2 separate regions of the Homo sapiens genome follow, and region 1 is linked to region 2. The links are chromatin contacts, found by Hi-C or POLR2A ChIA-PET in ENCODE. All regions are on one chromosome and are shown on one strand. Each heading gives the region's core, a stretch centred on a gene start or an enhancer-like site at or near the end of the contact. The rest is flanking DNA. Distances are from core to core; before and after follow the strand shown.

Region 1 (6,190 bases), core at 2,116-4,615, 190 kb before region 2:
TAATGTCATCCTATCTTATTGGAGACTCAGTATTCTCCCGTGGAGAACTTTTATTCAGCATAAACACAAAGCGAGACCTGAATGGGCACTGTACCCTTTCTCTATTCTGATCTCCTAAAAGCTCAAGACACTTCTGAAACAGAACATTTTGTTATTTGGAAAGTTTCCAAAATCAGTGAATTATTTGCTGTCTGGAGTTCAGCCTTTGGAAAGCAAGTGCTTCTACTAGATTTTCTATAACTATGGCTTTAACTCATGGGTCTTTTCCTGCTATATTTTGTTCTCTTAACTTTTACCAAGCACCACTTTTTTCGTGTGTGAGATTTTTCACTCTGCAGCACTTCACGTAGGGCTAGATTTTGACTCTATGGCTTGTTGGCAGCTAACTGCCACTGTTTTATTGATAGTTTCTGACCGGGATTAGATTTACTTCCAGATGCTGTGAACAGATAGGCAAGGATACACCACTCATTACATTTACAAGTACTTTTTTTCGAAGAAGTTATTCATCACAATAACAATACGCGAGCCATCTCCTTATTAATGCCCAAACTACCCAGTTAAAGCAAGTGTTAAGACAACAGAAAACGCTAAAGAACTATTTACTACAGTACCTTGTCACTCACGTGGAGTAAGCTCTTTCTTCCACCTACAGACTGTCCTAGGTTATTTTTATGACTTCTGAAACCATCTGTTCTAACCTGCTCTCTGCTGCTCTTTGGAATACAGATGTTAATTACCTTTTCAACATTTTGCTGCTCCTTGCTTAGAGCCTCAAATTGAATTTGTTTTTTTTTCCCTAGTTTTTTGTTGCAGCAAAACTCAAGACTCTTCTCTCTCAACCATTTTATTTAGAGGGACACGGATCTGCTCTGTTGGGAGGACAACGGAAATGACACTTCCTCTGTCTGCACTTAGTACCCAACTAACATTAAGCCTTCTCCCTCTAAGCTGAATACGATAACCTGAATTATAAACATCTGAAACGTGTTTTTTTTTTTTTTTTTTTTGGAGATAGAGTCTCCCTCTGCACCCAGGCTTGAGCGAAATGAGGCAATCTTGGCTCACTGCAACCTCAACCCCCTGGGCTCAAGTGATCCTCCTACCTCAGCCTCCCAAGTAGCTGGGACCATAGGCATGCACTCATGCCTGGCTAATTTTTGTATTTTTTTGAAGAGACAGGGTTTTGCCATGTTGCGCAGGCTGGTCTCAAAATCCTGGGCTCAAGTGATCCTCCTGCCTTAGCCTCCCAAAGGCAGGGATTGTAGGCATGAGCCACCTCACCTGGCCTGAAACGTCTCTCTTCTATTTTTTATTTTTGAGACGGAGTCTTGTGTTCTGTCCCCCAGGCTGGAGTGCAGTGGTGCAATCTCGGCTCACTGCAAGCTCCACCTCCTGGGTTCACGCCATTCTCCTGCCTCAGCCTCCAGAGTAGCTGAGACTACAGGCGCCTGCAACCACGCCTGGCTAATTTTTTGTATTTTTATTAGAGACGGGGTTTCACCGCGTTAGCCAGGATGGTCTTGATCTCCTGACCTTGTGATCCGCCCGCCTCGGCCTCCCAAAGTGCTGGGATTACAGGTGTGAGCCGCCGCGCCCGGCCTGAAACATCTCTTAAACAGGATGCCTGTAAATAGGCCAGGTATGGTGGCAAGACTCCGTCTCAAAAAAAAAAAAAGAAAAGAAATTAAGTATTTGTTATTTGATAACGTCTTATAAAACTTTTTGCTAATTAAAATTCTTCATATTACAAAAAACTGCAGAGGGAAGAATGTCTTACAGTTGAAAAGAGTGGACTTTTGTGCAGTTGAGGGAGCTCTTGAATTTTATGATTCTGCTGCCTTGGTAGTTGATAATTGAGCTAAACAGAAAGAAAACAGTGGGAAAAGAAAAGGTCATGGTGCTAGACAAGAATCAATTCTCAACAAAGTGTTTGCTGAACAAATAAATTAAATGGGCTGGGTGTGGTGGCTCACAGCTGTAATTCCGGCACCTTGGAAGGCCAAGGCAGACAGTTTGCTTGAGCCCAGAAGTTTGAGACCAGCCTGGGTAACCTGGCAAAACCCTATCTCAACAAAAAATAAAAAATTAGCCGGGCATGGCGGCTTGCACCTGTAGTCCCAGCTTCTCGGGAGGCTGAAGTGGGAGGATCTCTTGAGCCTGGGAGGTTGAGGCTACAGTGAGCCATGATCATGCCACTGAATGGCAGCCTGGGCAACAGAGCAAGACTCTGGGGGTGGGGGGGAAAAAAGAAGAAAAAGGAGGAGGAGAAGAAGAAATTAAATGGAGAAAAGAAAGGGACCCTGAAAACTTAAAAACAGGGTTACAATGGACAGGATCACAGAGCTTCTGGGATAAAATTCTACTAAAAATGGCCAGGCGTGGTGGCTCATGCCTGTAATCCCAGCACTTTGGGAGGCCGAGGCAGGCAGATCGCTTGTGGTCAGAAGTTTGTGACAAGCCTGGCCAACATGATGAAATCCCCTCTCTACTAAAAATACAAAAATTAGTGGGGCATAGTGGTGTATGCCTGTAATCCCAGCTACTCAGGAGACTGAGACAGGAGAATCTCTTGAACCCAGGAAGTAGAGGTTGCAGTGGGCTGAGATTGTACCACTGCACTCCGGCCTGGGTGACAGAGCAAGACTCGGTCTCAAAAAAAAAAAAAAAAATCTATTTAAAACACTCAGAGTACCCCATTTTGAACTCGAGTATGGTTTTGTAATGGGAAGAAACGTGTTTCTTCTTTGATTAAATTCTGAAGGATAAAAATAAAGATGAACAAGAGGAAACAAATGAGATGACGAACAGAAGATGAAGGCAAAGAGAAGAAAAAAGACTACTTTTTTAACACTGTTAAAGACAGTGTTTGCAAATTATGTAAATTTTTTCACTTTTCTTTTCTGTTTTTCTCTCTTGCTTTGTTTCCTTCGTTCTAGCATTTAAACTCTGAGTTCCAAAGGGAAGTTTAAGTGCAATTTGGAAGTACGTTAAGTAAGACAACACCAGGTGGCAAATAGCAATTTAATTCTCCTTGCCAGCAGAGCTAAAGACTTAGTGTGCTCTTTATTAGGAGAGCTGGGGGTGGGCAAGATGCCTGGAGAGAGAGAGGGCGGTAGGAAAAGGCCATTTAGTGTGTGTTGTGATGAAGGATGCACAGCAATTGTTTGGGTTTTCAAAAGAAATTATTTTAATGCATGCATTAATTCTCCTTTTCATCTCACTGCCTGCCAGAAAATTGGTTGTACAAGCGTTCAAGGCATTTTCCCTGGACCAGATATTTACACAGGAGTACTGTGTTGACATTATGTGGCTTCGGATTTCAGCGGGCAGGCTGATGCCTCTTGGGACATGTAAGTGCAGAAGGCAAGGCCTGCCACGCCCGTGAGAAGGGAGCCAGCTTCAGAGAGGGCTCCAAGGTTCATATTTGTTCTCCAAACCAAGTCAAGGGTGGTACTTTTTGTTTTGAAAATATAAGGGTCTGCTTCTGAACTCTTCCATGCATTTATATCCTATTTGGGTTTTATCCAACGGGAAAATTGGGTTTGGGGGACCCCTAAAAACTGTCTTTTAATTTTTATGTATTTATTTATTATTTTTTGAGACAACGACTTGCTCTGTCTCCCAGGCTGGAGTGCAATGGCACAATCTCAGCTCACTGCAGCTTTGACCTCCTGGGCTCAAGGGATCCTCCCAGCTCAGTTTTCTGAGTAGCTGGGACCACAGGTGTGCGCCACCAGGCCCAGCTAATTATTGTATTTTTTTGTAGAGATAGGGTCTCGCTGTGTTTCCCAGGCTGGTCTCAATGTCCTGGGCTCAAGTGATCCGCCCACCTCAGCCTCTCAAAGTGCTGGGATTACAGGCGTGAACCATGGTGCCCAGCCTCCAAAAACTATATAGATGATGATAAATAAATATCATTTAAGATAAAGTATTGCAGTTATACTTTTGGGAAATAGAAAAAAAAAGATAGTCCGGAAGATATAGCTGTTGATACTGTTGTTATTTTGGCTCCTATGACCATTAGAATCGTCAGCCCCTCTCCCTCTGCAGAAGTCCCTGGAGCTCTGTCTTCATCCTTGGCAGGGAGACCCTTTAACTTTTTTCTTTATTTTTCTTACTCTTTTGTGAAGGCCATTGAGTATGAATTGAAGAAGCAGGTAGAAAGTTTTTCTGTTGGCTGGCTGCAGTGGCTCAGGATAGTAATCCCAGCACTTTGGGAGGCTAAGGCGAGAGGATCACTTGAGCCCGGGAGTTTGAGATCAGCCTGGGCATTGCAACAAGACCCCATCTCAGTTTTTTTTTTTTTAAAGGACATTTTTCTCAAAGGAACTGAATATAAAAAGAGAAACATGCAGATGCGGGGGATAATTTGGTAAGATTTGGAGAGTGGGCACTCTGTCCGACAGCCCCACTGCCATGAAACAGGTTATCCAGAGACCTGCATCTGCGGTGGTCATCCAGAGTGGCCCTCAGACAAACCCAGGAGTGCTGGTGCCTTCACCTCTCCCACCCTACCCTGTCCACAAAGCGGGTTGCATTGCCTCAGTTACAGGAGGAGACCACTGAGGTCTGGGCACAATTTTTTTTCTGTCACCCAGGCTGGAGTGCAGTGGTGCAATCTCGGCTCACTGCAACCTCTGCCTCCCAGGTTCAAGCGATTCTCCTGCCTCAGCGTCCTGAGTAGCTGGGATTACAGGTGCACGCCACCACACCCGGCTAATTTTTTGTGTTTTTAGTAGAGATGGGGTTTCACCATGTTGGCCAGGCTGGTCTCAAACAAACCTCAGGTGATCCACCCGTCTCAGCCTCCCAAAGTGCTGGGATTGTAGGTGTGAGCCACCGCGCCCGGCCAGTGCAGAATTTTTGCCCATACTCATGGCTGCTCATGTGTTTCTGTGAGGAGTCAGCCAGAATTTGGGCTGCAGAGATTCTAGGTCTGAAGACCACACACTATTTGGAATGTTCCTTTTAGAAAAGAATGCTGTAGGAGGCAATATGAAGACATTTTAAATATAGTTCTCAAAAACACGTTCTTTTTTTGTTTTTGTTTTGTTTTGTTTTTGGCATAAAGTTATGAGCGGGGGCTCGAGATCTGACTGGGGTCAAATCCTGTGCCGGTGCCTCAGTTTGCCCATCTGTAAGTGGGGTTAATCGTAGAACCCATGTCATATGTCATGATTGGTATGAGAGTTAAATGAGTTCTTGCATATAAAACACTTTGCACAATGCTTGTCTCATAGTAACCATTAAATGTGTTTTGTTGTTGTTTTTGGAGATAGGGCCTTGGTCTCTCACCCAGTTTGGAGTGCAGTGATGCAATCATAGCTCACTGCAGCCTTGAACTCCTGGCCTCAAGTGATCCTCCCACCTTGGCCTCCCAAAATGCTGGGATTACAGGTGTGAGTCACCATGACTAGCCAGCATTAAATATATTTACTACTAATATATTGTGAATAATGTTCATGCACAATGAGGTTAAGAACCTCTTACATTGCACAATTTTACTACACTCTGTTGAGGAAGGGCCATAGCTAGAAATTATTCCACATTTACCCAGAGATTCATTTTCAAGGCCTCAGTTTGTCCACTAAAGCTATATAATAGCAGGAATGTTTGCATGTTGGTGTGTCAGCCCAGAGGTTTAGATTCACATTGGATGGCAACCTTCCAAGGCCCTGTGTATCTGGTCCTTCCTGTTAGCTGCTCAAGGACTTGATCTCCACACACAAAGCAAAATAGAGAATTAAGGACATTTTCTGAGAGTTGAGGTTATCAGTGTTAGATTTATTTGGGAAATTGTTTCAAATCTCTGGGAATTTGCCCTTTGGAAAACTACTATTCTCTACTTTCTCAGACTACTGGGTCTTGGAATTGTGACTTATCTGCAAGAAAAAGAAAAAAAAAAACACAGCTTGCATTCATACATCCATTCATCAAATATTTATTTGATGAACTTACATAGCAGCATACTATGTTGTCTGCTGGGAGTTGGATATAAAAAGATGAACAAGGGCCGGGCACGGTGGCTCACGCCTGTAATCCCAGCACCTTGGGAGGCTGAGGTGGGCGGATCACTTGAGGTCAGGAGTTCAAGACCAGCCTGGCCAACGTGGTGAAACCCCATCTCTACTAAAAATACAAAAATTAGCCGGACACAGTGGCACATGACTGTAATCCCAACTACTGG
Region 2 (5,732 bases), core at 2,400-4,899:
AGAATCTCCAGTGGTAGTGGGATGGGGTTGGGGCTAGTCAGGTACCCTCACTTCCTCCCGCAAAGGTCCCAAAGTGAATCCAGCCTAAACATTGCCAGGTGAAGAAACTGAAGTCTAGAGCACCAGGCGATATGAAGATAATAGAACTGTTTAGTGACAGATTTGAGAAAGAAGCCAGTGGCATTTGAGCATATGCCCTGTGCTCACCCCAGTAAGAAATCAGAAGCATAGTGGTGCAGATCACCTGCCTGAGAGCCAGCGGCGGCCTGGCGAGCCGGTGTGCACGCGCTGGCTGGTATTGGTGTCAGCTTTCGTGAAGGCGTCCCTTGTGTTTTGAGGCTTCTCAAGTTCTGAGGAAGCACCTGCAGCTGCACAGAGGTGCGTGTGCATGGAGTTGGGAGGCTAGCCGCCAAATGCTGCTCAGATTCCCAGGCCAGAGAGATGGTCTTTATACGTGATAAGAGCACGGATAAGCCACCTGCTTTGGGGTCAAAATTAAAAAGTCAATATACAAGTCTTTAACCTGGTTACTAATAAAGAATCTCTCAGCCCTGCTAACATAACCTGTGACTTTGTTCGTGTTAGCCATTTTCTGGTTATCTAACTTTGAATGACCTTTTCACTATAAATCTTTTAGACACATAGGTGTAGCTTTGTCAAAGAGTACTATATTTTTATTCTTCCTAGTAGAATTTTACTTTTATCATAGGATTGAAAGCCAAATTTTAAATACATCCTTTTGGAATATGTTTTTGTACCTATGTTAGAGGACCATGTGAGGTGTCAGATACCTTAAATTTTTTTTTAAATCACATTTTAATGCAGATACTCAGAACATCAAGTCATTAAATTATGTGAAAATCAGTATTTTGTGAGAAGGGTCCAGTTCCTTTTCATTTGTTGCAAGCAAATTATCACCTGCTTCTCTCTTACGGTGCATAATTTTGTTAGTAGGTAAGGTAATTTTTTCTGTTTTTTTTTAATGTTTTTAAAATTGTGTAAACGTAAGGAATACAAGTGCAGTTTCGTTACATGGATATATTGTGTGGTGGTGAATTCTTGGCTTTTAACCATCATTCAATATGTTGCTGTACCCATTAAGTACTTTCCCATCCTTCACCCCCTCCCATCCTCCTGAGTCTCCACCGTCTATCATTCCACACTCTGTGTCCGTGTGTATACATTATTTAGCTCCCATTTATAAGTGAGAACGTGTGGTATTTGACTTTCTGAGTTGTTTCACTTTGGATAATGGCCTCCAGTTCCATCAATATTGCTGCAAGACATGATTTCATTCTTTTTTATGGCTGAATAGTATTCTATTGTGTCTGTATACCACATTTTCTTTTATCTAGTCATCTGTTGTTGGACACTTAGGTTGATTCCCTATCTTTGCTATTGTGACTAGTGCTGAGATACATATATGAGTGCAGGTATCTTTTTGATATAATGACTTCTTTTCCTTTGGGTAGATACCTAGTAGTGGGATTGCTGGATCAAATGGTAGTTGTAATTTTAGTTCTTTGGGAAATCTCCATGCTGTTTTTCATAGAGTTTGTACTAATTTACATTCCCACCTGTTTTAATCTGTTCTGTTCACTGCTGTATCCCCATGTCCTAGAACAATGCTCATAAGCATTCAGTAAACATTTGTTGAATGAATGAATGAATGGAATGGAAATGAATTAATACCCAATCTATCTTTGCTTTGAGAAGGTCCTATTATGCAAATAAGTTTCTCTTAAAAAAAAAAATCAAACTTTTAAAAATTTTTAGTAGAGACGGGGTTTTGCTATGTTGCCCAGCCTGGTCTTGAACTCCTGGGCTCAAGCGATCTTCCCACTGCAGCATCCAAAAGTACTGTGATTATAGGCATGAGCCACTGTGCCTGGCCAAGTTTTTCTTCTTTTGCTTATCAATGAAAATTAAATATGTACCATAAGATATATCTTTGAAGATAAAAGGCTTTGGAGTGTTTTCTTCTTCCTGTGTTTGAATATATATATTGTGGGAGTCAGAATAATGCTATAGAGCCAGGTTTGGAGGAGGAGAGACGTCTGTTTTTCATCTTCCTCTCTCTGCTCTTCCTGGATTTTGAACTCTCTTGAAGCTACTCACATGGATGTGAACTGTGATAGATGACTGACTCCTAGTTCAAAACTTTGATATGATGCAGTGACTATGATTCAGTTGCACTGAGCAGGTTATATCAGGTAGAGAGCACCCACAAAATCTCATGATAGACAATACTATAATGAAAAGAGAAGGGTTCTCCAGAGGAAGGTATTTTTATGCTAGTAACCACAGAACTTTTTTGATAAGGCCAAGAAATTTACTGAGCTTTTTTGATAAGGTCAAGACATTTGCCAGAAAAGAGGCTTGTCTCGGCACATAGTCCTGGAGTCTTGATGGTTTTCATTTGTAGTTGTTGCAGATGAGGAATTATTTGTTGCTTAGCTGTTTTTTTCTTGCATTTACGAACCCGTGGTAGTTACTGTCTTGCTTATTTTTCCACCTTGACCATTTCAGGCCGCTTGAGGACAATCCGTATCCATCCTCACTCCATGCAGGAAGTTAAAGGCTGAGCAGGAGACATGCACCATTAGTGTACTGCACCTCCTCTTCCCCTAGTTTAAGAACATCCCTTCTTCTCATTCCCCTTTATGTAACTTTGGAACATTAAAGCAGCAGATGGTTTCTCCTTCAGGCTGCACGGAGGAGAATGGAGCTTAGCATGATGTGTTATCCTTAATAATGTCATCACAATATTATTTGTTTCTTGTGGAATTTAAAAATAAACATTAGCCTCAGTGGCTGATATTTATATTCTGCTTAATTTGCCATGCCTATTCAAGCTGGCTGTCAATTTTGGGGCTGGTCTTACTGGCCTGGACTAGAAAGATGAGTTTGTCCGATATCACCCCTATGTGAATGCCTTAATGCTTAGAATCATCTAGCAAATACTTTTCCAATATGGCTAGAAACAAAATCATCTTAAATCATTAGGCATTTTTCAGTGCCAAAGGCTATCAAATATCTTTTTTCCCCATTGTGTTTTTATGGTTCAGTGATGAATAGGTGACAATTTTGTAGCCTTAAATTCCTGCACTATCAGTAACACCGTGGTAAATGCCACTGCAGAGAAAGGCACCATTGATCTCCCCACCACTGCCTCTGGGATGCTTTAGACATTGACAGATGTGCTTTGTGAAACCTTGTGGAATGACACTTGGGGTTTGGTCTGTTCTTTCTTTAGAAATGAAACTTTTATTTTTGACCTATTGGCATTTCTTTAGCAGAAAGATCACTCCTACTAGCTATCTAGATTTGCTGCAGATGATTTGTTCATTTTAATGTTTGGATTTTGTTCTTGGATTTTCTAACCTATTTCTCAACTTATGTATCAATAATCTTGTTATACACTACCTGTTCTATGTTGGCCAGGCTGGAGTGCAGTGGTGTCATCTCAGCTCACTGCAACCTCCGCCTCCCGTGTTCAAGCGATTCTCCTGTCTCAGCCTACTGAGTAGCTGGGATTATAGGCATGCGCCACCACGTCGGCTAATTTTTGTATTTCTAGTAGAGACAGGGTTTCACCACGTTGGCCAGGCTGATACCAAACTTCTGGCCTCAGGTGATCCACCCGCCCTGGTCTCCCAAAGTGCTGGGATTACAAGGCATGACTCACTGTGCCCAGCCAAGTTTAGAATATATCTGAAATATTCTAAAAGGTCTGAAATGTATGTTTGTGTGTGTGTGTGTGTGTGTATATATATATATATATATATTTTTTTTTTTTTTTTTTTTAGGGGGAGGGGTAGGTGAGGTGGAAGGTTCTGTATGCAAATCAAGGTCTGGTTTCCAAATTAGGTCCTCCAAACAAGGTCAGATTGAAAACTGAAGGCTTCAGGTTTTGGAACTGTCAATCCCATGTTAGGTGTGCCTGCCCTGTCCCTCTCTTCCTGCCTGGAGGGCTGAGGGTGAGGCGAAGGAGTCCAGAAGCAGAAGTACAACACATGAGGAATCCTTTTGTGGACTCCTGGACGTTAGTAAGGGTGGACCTAAGTATCTGGCAATGTGCTCGGGGTTTTCTTGAGCAATTCCTCGAGTGCCACCTAGAGTCTAGTGGTAATACTGAATTAACTTCTAAGCTTTGTCAAGGAGCATGGAGAACTTGAGATTCTCAGACATTTTTATTCTGTATCATGAAGAAACTCAATAGTAATTGGAATCAGGATCAGTTTCTGGCTGCTTGATCAGCCATGTAATTAGTCAGCATGGTATGAATATGTACATGCCGGAGTTCAGTAATATACCTTCTATACTTAAATGGGGATTTTTCTTTGAGAATTGGCTTTTTTTTTTTTGATAAGATCTTGCTCTGTCATCCAGGCTAGAGTGCACTGGTGTAATCCTGGCTTACTGCAGCTTCCTGGGCTCAGCCATCCTCCCGCATCAGCCTTCAGCCTTCCAAGTAGCTGGGACTACAGGCATATGCCACCATGCCTGGCTAATTTAATTTAATTTTTTTTTTGGTAGAGTCAGGGTCTCACTTGGTTGTCAAGCTGATCTCAAACTCCTGGCTTCAAGTAAGCCCCTTGCCTTGGCCTCCCGTGGTGCTAGAATTATAGGTGTGAACGCCTGGCCTAGAATCTAATCTTTTCTTTTCTTTTCTTTTTGTTCTGTTCTGTTCTGTTCTGTTCTGTTCTGTTCTGTTCTGTTCTGTTCTGTTCTGTTCTGTTCTTTAATTGAGACGAAGTCTCAAAAAGCCCAGGCTGGAGTGCAGTGGCGCCGTCTTGGCTCACTGCAACCTCCGCCTCCTGGGTTCAAGTGATTCTTCTGCTTCAGCCTCCTGAGTAGCTGGAACTATAGGCACGTGCCACCATGCCAGGCTAATTTCTGTATTTTTAGTAGAGGTGGGGTTTCACCATATTGGCCAGGCTGGTCTGGAACCCCTGACCTCGTGATCCGCCTGCCTCGCCATCCCAAAGTGTTGGGATTACAGGTGTGAGCACCGTGCCAGGCCCAGAATTTCTTTTTTTTAAAAATTTTTAAAATTTTTTTGTGATGTAGTTTTGCTCTTGTTGCCCAGGCTGGAGTGCAACGGCACAATCTCAGCTCACTGCAACCTCTACCTCCCAGGTTCAAGTGATTCTCCTACCTCAGCCTCCTGAGGAGCTGGGATTACAGGCATGTGCCACCACGCCTGGCTATTTTTTTTTGTTTGTTTTTTTCAGCAGATACAGGGCTTCTCCATGTTGGTCAGGCTGGTCTCGAACTCCCGACCTCAGGTGATCCACCTGCCTCGGCCTCCCAAAGTGCTGGGATTACAGGCATGAGGTGCGCCCAGCCTTAGAATTTCTTTTTTAGTATGATTATCCCCTAGCTTATTTGAATTACTATTTTAATAAACACGTTCTGGAAATCTTAATTATTAATAACTTTGATTGTATTAGGCATGAAAAGTTAGGCAGATTTTTTTTATTTTAAAAAAAACTTTGTAATTGTGGTTTTACTTATATTGCCTCTATTCAGTAGGATCCCCCTCCCTCTCCCCCTCTCTTTCCCTCCCTGTCTCTGTCTCTCCCTCTCTCTTCACACACACCACACACATGCACACCAGGAAGCAGTTCTGTACTGTCTACAAATTCTCTGTAAGCCATCATAGAAGAGAAGTGAATCAGAGAAGGGGATTCAACATTCTACATGCTAAGACCTGTCCGGCACACACC

The links. A loop is a pair of places that touch in the nucleus more often than their neighbours do. ChIA-PET counts read pairs that join two places held with the same protein, here RNA polymerase II (POLR2A). Pooled maps may share reads with other maps.
Region 1: a map of PC-3 shows a loop between it and region 2 (10-fold over the local background). The contact joins two enhancer-like sites. A Hi-C loop is called at or near these places in 1 of 168 maps with a recorded cell type or tissue (PC-3) and 2 of 50 pooled maps. POLR2A ChIA-PET finds 5 or more read pairs at or near these places in 3 of 52 experiments (OCI-LY7, PC-3 and WTC11).

The regions. Positions count from the first base shown.
Region 1 is chr10:34,858,831-34,865,020 of GRCh38, reverse strand. No RefSeq gene overlaps it. Among named protein-coding and RNA genes, the nearest start is that of PARD3-DT, 46 kb to the right of the region's middle. Within about 2 kb of position 3,365, at least 5 of the 41 ENCODE cell types and tissues checked have a DNase peak (open chromatin) inside an H3K27ac peak, as active enhancers do.
Region 2 is chr10:34,664,853-34,670,584 of GRCh38, reverse strand. The region is part of intron 2 of PARD3 (par-3 family cell polarity regulator); the gene reads left to right. Among named protein-coding and RNA genes, the nearest start is that of PARD3, 150 kb to the left of the region's middle. Within about 2 kb of position 3,649, at least 3 of the 41 ENCODE cell types and tissues checked have a DNase peak (open chromatin) inside an H3K27ac peak, as active enhancers do.